Regions from separate parts of the Mus musculus genome. Here regions 1 and 3 are each linked to region 2. A link is a loop called in an ENCODE intact Hi-C map of the cell type or tissue named here. Cell type or tissue: heart. All regions are shown on one strand.

Region 1 (2,500 bases), 130 kb after region 2:
ATAAATATGGAAGGGCAGAAATGACATCACAAAGTTGTCCTTTATCCTAATACACATACATACATACACACACACACACACACACACACACACACACACACACACACACACAAATATGAAGAATAGGAGGTGGTGGTGGAGGAGGAAGAGGAGGAAGAGGACAAGGAGCAGGAGTGTAGTTTATGCAAAATAAAGTTTTTCCTAAGAGTTAAAAATCTTCTCTGACATTGTTCAAAATCATGGCACCTACAGAGATTCTGCATGGCCTCTTTGGCCCTCTAAAAAGTGCCCCCCAGTCAAATCACTACTATATTTTTTCCCTGGTTCTCTGGTGTAGCTCATCAAATTCCAGCTTGTGAAATGCCTAGGGGTCACAATTTTGAATGTGGCCTTCTTCCCTAGACACACATCTAAATCCTTGACAAAACCCGGTTCCATCTCCTATTGTCCTGACTCTAACAGTGCTCTGCGTTCAAACATGATGCTAGTCTCTCTCACATCTTCTATTAGTGCTATCCTGGGAAGCAAAGTGTGTTGAAAAAAAAATTAAAAAAAAAAAAAAAGACAATAACAAGGAACAGATTGCAAGAAAAAAACAGGAATCTGCTGGTGCCTCCCTCGGATTTGCCCCTTTGCTGTCATGCACTGGGGTGTGAAGAAGCACAGCTTGGGAGGAATTTGGCCTACTCTGTAAAGGTCATGAAAGTTTCCAACAGAAAGTGCTGACTCATAGTCCATACATCCTGATATTTCAGCGTGTTCAGGAAAAATGCAATCCACTCCAGCACACCCTTTCTTTCCATGGTTTCTTGCCAGTTCACTTGTGAGTGTTACCACAAAGGGCAGTTCAACAGCCAAGGTGAGGGAAGTTGCTGATTTGAACAAAAGTTCAATTGCAGGGCAGGAGGACGCAGGCCCTACTGTGCCTTGTGTTTACCAAAGAGACAGGTTTCATCAAAACAGAGAGATCTCAAACATGCAGCTCAGAGTTTTGGCATTTTTCAAAGCAAATTTTTAGAGACTGCCTTTCTTCCTGGGTTCTGTACACACACATTTGCACGCACACACAAACAGCAGCTTTGAAATTGTATGGTATTGTCTCAGAACTTGAAGCACGGCCAGTTTTTGACCTTCACTTCCCAACACTTCAGGAAACAGGAATTCTCACACCCTTGGGCCTCTTAGTAAAACAAGCCCCTGGAAAACTCTCCAAAAAAAAAATACTTGATTGTACATACTGCATGCATATCATTCTCTCTTCTCTCTCAAAACATGCAAGATCACACATTCTAGATCTTGATACAAACTCCTAACAATCAAACAATATGCTATGCAACAGACATATACAACACACGCCATCAAGTTGCCATCTGCAGGCGAGTCTAGGAAACATGGACTAAACAGCATTTGCTTCCCAGGGGTATAGAGAAACAGCCCCCACCCTTGCTCTGTACTTCTAGGATAACACTCAACACTCAGATTCCAAGACTGAGGGGACTGACCAAGCCTTAGTGCGTTCCCACTCCAGCGTGCCTGACAAAGACTAGGATCCTTGACAAGAGGACTGGCAGGAGAGAGGTGTGGTTCCCAAGAGAAAGCAGAACATTGTTATCAGAGGAAATAGCATTCCATTCATGGCAGGAAAACTGAGAGATTAGCTCTTAAGCAAGCAGAGTAATATCCAACCTCAGCCAGACCTTCAACAGTTGTACAGGCTATGATAAGGAGCAGGATGCTTAGCTGCTGTTGTGAGCTTTCCTCCATTTAAGACTGTGGCCCTAAACACAGTAAGGCCACCATTATTAAGAAGGCAGGATACCTTAGTATGCTCATGGAAAAAGAGATTTCCCCCAAGCCTTTTGTCAATTCTCTGTCAAAATGAAAATTGAGCAAAAAGTTATTTTGTTTTTTCAGTGCAGGTTTGCTCTGTGTATCCCTGGCTGTACTGGAACGTGCTCTGTAGATCAGGCTGGCCCAAACTCAGAGACCTGTCTGCTTCTGCTTCCTGAGTACTGTGATTAAAGAGGTATGTCACCATGCCTAGTTAAGCAAGAAATTTTTAATTCACAAAATTACAGAGGCTGGGAGTATAGTTGATAGTAGAACACTTATCTATCATGCCTTTGGCCTCAGAGTTGATTCCCAGGTTAGAAATGGGGAAAGGAAAGAGTATACAGACTGTGCAGGAGGTCTCTAAATCTACAGGAGCTTGTTTCTTGTTGTTGTTGTTTTGTTAGCTTGTTTGTGTGTTTCTTGTGTACATATGTTTTGTCATGACATAGCTGTTTCTAGCAGAACAATCTGCTTTATATAGAGTGAAAATCTGTTTACCTTTGAAACTGTAGAAATAAACTGCATTCATATTTGGCAACTTCTCAAACACTTGAATTATGGCTATGACCTCCTTCTAAAACACAATAATAATAATTGACCATTTTAGGCTTGAACACCTCCCATTTCTTTGAATAGTTTCTCCTGAAATGCTGCTACGCATCCATCC
Region 2 (2,500 bases):
CTCTGATGCTGATTACCACTCTTTTTAGTTCACTTTGTTTTTTATTTTTTATTTTAAAATATTTTTCTCCATTCTTTTCTTTGAAAAGTTCATGCATTTAAACACTACATTTTGAACATATCAACCACCATTACTTCCCTCCAGCTCTCCCAGTAACCTCTGCCTTGTCATCCTCCCAGCCTCACATCCATCCATCGTTTGTTCTTGTTATTATGACCCCGTGAGTCCAGCTGTTGACAGTTGCTGAGGAAGGGAGGGTAGCTCTGCCTGCTGGATGTGGGCTGGTTTTCCCATGCCCCCACTGATGGCCCCACACCTAAGCACATAGGAGCTGCACAGATTGTTTTCCGTCCTAATTGTATCTGCTTGGTGCACATAGAAAAGAACATTTCCCAGTGAACATAATCAGGTCACTCAGCATCCTAGAGATTTCTCTAGTTTGACAACAGAAAGTCTTGTAAGATGAAAAATTGTCATGATTAAGGGGCAACAGGCAGACTGATCAGGAAAAAGCACTTGCTGCTAACTCTAATGATCAGTGTTTGGTCCCCAGAACCCATCAGATGGCAGAACAACCAGCTCCTGCATGTCTCCTGCCACTTCCATCTCCACACTGCTACTGGGCGTGCACAAGCACACACCGAGACACTAAGTGCACACAAAGTAAAGAAACAAATGCGACAATTTCTAAAGTTATGTTTAAGCTTGCATGCTTGCTAGATTCCAAATAAAATAGAGAAGCAAAAAAGTTCATTGAAACTTGCAACTCATAGTTAAACATGGACTGAATACATGAAGTCCTCCCTGACGTTACTTCAGCTTCACATGATTTTTATACATGGTTTTATTGAAACATATAATATTAGAAAACATTGAAATAATTGTGTTTCTCAACATTTCCTAGTACCCAGCAGGATTTTCATTTTCCCAAGTTTGGGACATAGACATGAAGATCTAAAAGAATCAAATGAAAAATCAATATGTTATTGTCTGGATAATTTATATTTCACATGTTATAAACTCTCCAAGGAGGGTAAACAGGAACTCTATGACTCACATCCCTAGAAATCTGCTCTGTGCTCACAATTAATTTGATGTCACAGCAACTTCCCTTGTTAAACAAATGTCCACGGACGCTCCCACTGGAAGGAAATAGCAGTTGTAACTCACACTTTTCCAGATGTGGCATGAGTACTGTAAACTTAGGAACTTTTACCATGCCCTCCCCTTTCATTTTTGAGCCTACTTTAAAAGCTGGCAACACTTGCTTCTAACTAAATAGTGGCTATCTTCTTTAAAGAAAGTCTGAATATTAAAATAAATTTATTGAACCTCCTTTGTAATAACATCTAAAGGAAAGGCTTCAGCCAGGACCAACAGAGACTGGATTACAACTTTAATTTAAATAGATTTTATTTATTAAATAAATAAATAAATAAAAGAATACTATGTGAAACAAAAGTAACATATGCAGGAAGCTAGAACGTGTCTACCTTGTACAGAGACAGGAATCTATGTTCCTCATAGGCATAAAAGTGTAGTCCACACCAGAAAACTGAAAGAAAAATTTCCATCATATTTCAAGCAGAATTACTATCTGTTTGGGCTGTCTGGAATCACCTTCCTGTCCTCTCTCTTTTAATGAGACCCGAGGCATTTTCTGACTCTTGATTCAAAGGCTTTGCCTCTCTGTTTGCCAGGCCCAGTGATAAGTTCCTGCCATAGAAACAGAACAGACCCTCTGATACCAGTCCACAAGCTTAGACTTAGGTCTCTTTTTTTTCACTACAGAAAGAGCCCTAACCCACGGGTTTTCTAAATCACAAAGGTAGGACTTCCTGGCTTTAGCATATGATAATATGATAATAATAATCTTCCCTTGTGGACACGTAGATAAGATGGCACACTGTGTGTGTGTGTGTGTGTGTGTGTGTATGTGTGTGTGTGTGTGTGTGTGTGTGTGTGTGTACCCTCACCAAGTCTTGCACTAAAAGGAAAGTGAATTTTAAAACTGTGCTTCTCTATGTCCAATGTGTATCTATATATGTGTCTCCTGATGGGTTCCTGTCTGGCTGAGAGGCTCATCAAGCCTTGGAAAACATAGACACATATTTTTTTTCCAGTGAAAATGTACTTAATTTTATAGCTTGTTAGATGTTCACAAAAAAACCCATAAATTTCAACTACTTTAGTTTTTATCATCTAAAAATTAAAATGTATTTTATTTTGTGGTATCCTACTTATATCAGTTTCCAAAAAGGATTTGTGGTGTTTTTATAATTAAACTACAGTCAATGAGGGTCTTTAAACAGAGATGGACAACATGGAGAGCTGAACTGTTAGGGGAAAGAAAAATACCTGAGCATGGCTATTCCGGTTAAAGCACTTAGCCCTAAGCTTCTTTGCAACCAGTATAAGAAAGAAATTATGGTTGAGTCGGTTTATTTCACAAATATCCGGAAAGTCCTGCTATGCAGCAATGCTGTCCCAGGCTCTACAG
Region 3 (2,500 bases), 110 kb after region 2:
AGATATTCATTGGCTCATAACAGTTGGCAGGCACAACCATCTGTGGATCCAAAGTTCAAACTATTTGTTTTCACTGCTACAGCTGCCTTGATATTTCTCCTTCTCAGCTGGAACCTCTGGCCTCTAAGGTAGCCTGGACAACCTTGCAAAATCTCTGACCTTATTAGGTTTTTATTAAGAACTGTAGGTATTACAGTTTTTTAAAAAGTATGTATTTAAAAAAAAAGAAAGAGAGAAACATGCACACACATACACTAATAGAAAGGGGGCATGCTTTCACCCATATTGTGTGTGTGTGTGGAGGGGGGTATGTGTCTTGTCTTAATGTAGAGGGCTCTTTACTTGGAAAGAATCCGAAAGTCAGAAAGGCAAACATAAAGATAATTAAGAAAAATGATGGTGTTTGTTGCCTCAGAAGAAATAAATCTTGTGTGTCTCTCCTTTATTTATTGATTAAACAAGGAGCCCTACAATGCATTCAAGCTCCTGCTTTTGTCACTAGAAAGGTAACACTGATGTGCATTATTTCATTATAGGAAATGCTAATCTATATTTCTCATTTAGAATCTAAACTCTCTGCTTGGCTGAAATCTCACAGCTTCTACCACTGATAAGAGAAACCTAATGAGCCCAATGTCACCACAGCCAAACTTCCCAATTAGGCCAGTGTCTGCACACACGTATTCTGGGAGCTTCCAAGGCGGTCTTGACAGCTTGGAGTTAGAAATCTATGGTGAGAAAAATCAAGCTATTAACCAGGCATCCTTCTGAACGCAGTTAGCCCCACCCCCACCCCCCCATCCCCTTTCTCCCACTAGATAGCAGAATTGCATTTTAACAGAAAGGTAGAGAGTGTTTTCTAGGGCTGCAAAAGATGTTGAACAAATTTCCTATAACTATAACTTCCTCTCGTTTACCAACTTGATGTGGAATAAAACAATGTGGATATTTGGCAAAACAATGGATAGTCTTCTTAGGTGACTTCTTTAGGTATGCCTCTTTTAGCATGTATTAAACCAACAGAATCCCAACCAAGAGCTTTTTTTTGCCTATGCACCCTTCACTGTGCATGAAACACTAGATCAAGAATTATGAAGAGCAAATTTGGAAAATAGAAATTTCAGATTATAAGAGCTATTTCTCACTAGGTATCATCCCACCAAAGCAACACTGCCACAGTAAAACAGTCATTCTTTGTGAATGAAATATGAGTGAAGTACTTCCTACATGGAAAGCAGTGTGAGTATCATTGGGTTCTCAGGGATGAAGATAAATCAGTCAGGATCACAACTTGGATCGTTCCCAGTCATGAAGGGAATCACCAAATAATTTATGTGATAAGACAGAAACATGAGACACACAAGCAATGCAATGAAAGTCAAGAGGCACATTCAGCTTTGAAAGCAGAACAATGCAAAGCTTCCTAGAGAATGAGAGTCTTAGGGAAAGGAAAGACTTGACTGTAAAGTCCTCATAAACAACAAAGGCACACCAGCCTGAGGAAGGAGCCAAACAAAACCAGGAAGGTCGCCGGAACTTGCTTGTGAGCCAAGTTGAGTGAGAAAGCAGGCAAAGGACAGACATGTGAATAAGCATTGGAAATCATTTACCCACAAACATCAACCTAGGAAGGCTCTTAGTATACTTCTGGCAATTTCTAAGGCACCGGGGCAAGAGCAAAACAAACAAGCCAACAAGAGCTCAGCTTGCACAGAGTTATGCTCTAGCTGGAGGAGATTTAAACGGAAAAGAATGAAAAATGATGTGTCAGTTAGTTTGAACGAATGTAACATCCGTGCACAAAGGCTTTAGAATGTAGCTAGGGACAATTGTTTGATAAGGCACCTTTTACAAAGACATTTAAAGCAGGTGAAGGATAGATTAAATTATCTTACAGAGTTATAGTTCAGACAGAGACCCTAGAACTGAGATGTAAGTGTGGTTAAGGTAAGACATGTGGATGGCCTGGCAAAAATGGAATCAAGAGATAAATATTAGTAATGGGCTCGGAGGATAGGTGCAAGTCACATCTTCAGGGCATGGCTGCTAAAGGTAGAACTTGAAGATGAGAAAACATTAGAAGGTTTAGGAGAGAAATGGCCGAGCTATATCTTGGGATGAGCACTGCAGCTACTGTATGGAGAACAGAGAGGAAGTGCTGAGGGTGGAATGCAAGAGACCAAGTAGATCACAGAAGCATGCAGAACATTCAGTGAAAGGCATGGATGAGATTTGTTCACGGGGGTAAGAAAAGTTGAAAGACCTCTGATAAGGAGCTTATTCCCATTATGAGTTGAAAAATATTTCCCTTTTTGTTTGAAAAAAATTTTTAGATTATATGGTTTTCAGTTAATTAGATCCCAACATGTCAGCTCAGGTAACACAGAAGTTCTGAGAAAGAAGATAGGCTACCAAGAGAGCTAACTGTGGAACACATCAACCAAGAAAGAGAGTCACATGAACTGTCCAGATCAATTCAAATACCCCCTAGCAAGGAATC

Evidence for each region. A loop is a pair of places that touch in the nucleus more often than their neighbours do. Peaks named below come from ENCODE experiments on the same cell type or tissue, not always from the same donor. Only the 100,000 strongest peaks of a DNase experiment are listed, where the experiment ranks them.
Region 1: it touches region 2 in a loop (10-fold over the local background); 7 of 42 quality-filtered maps call a loop at or near these places.
Region 3: it touches region 2 in a loop (1.9-fold over the local background); 2 of 42 quality-filtered maps call a loop at or near these places.

What each region holds. Positions count from the first base shown.
Region 1 is chr1:51,264,521-51,267,020 of GRCm38, forward strand. All of the region lies in intron 2 of 9330175M20Rik (RIKEN cDNA 9330175M20 gene), which reads right to left. Among named protein-coding and RNA genes, the nearest start is that of Cavin2, 23 kb to the right of the region's middle. In heart, a CTCF peak has its summit at 1,365 (motif pointing left); DNase peaks (open chromatin) are centred at 831 and 1,561; H3K27ac peaks cover 2,500 bases.
Region 2 is chr1:51,135,856-51,138,355 of GRCm38, forward strand. All of the region lies in intron 7 of Tmeff2 (transmembrane protein with EGF-like and two follistatin-like domains 2), which reads left to right. Among named protein-coding and RNA genes, the nearest start is that of Cavin2, 150 kb to the right of the region's middle. In heart, a CTCF peak has its summit at 1,128; a DNase peak (open chromatin) is centred at 1,126; H3K27ac peaks cover 309 bases.
Region 3 is chr1:51,244,078-51,246,577 of GRCm38, forward strand. All of the region lies in intron 4 of 9330175M20Rik (RIKEN cDNA 9330175M20 gene), which reads right to left. Among named protein-coding and RNA genes, the nearest start is that of Cavin2, 44 kb to the right of the region's middle. In heart, no CTCF peak of the experiment used is centred here; a DNase peak (open chromatin) is centred at 1,544.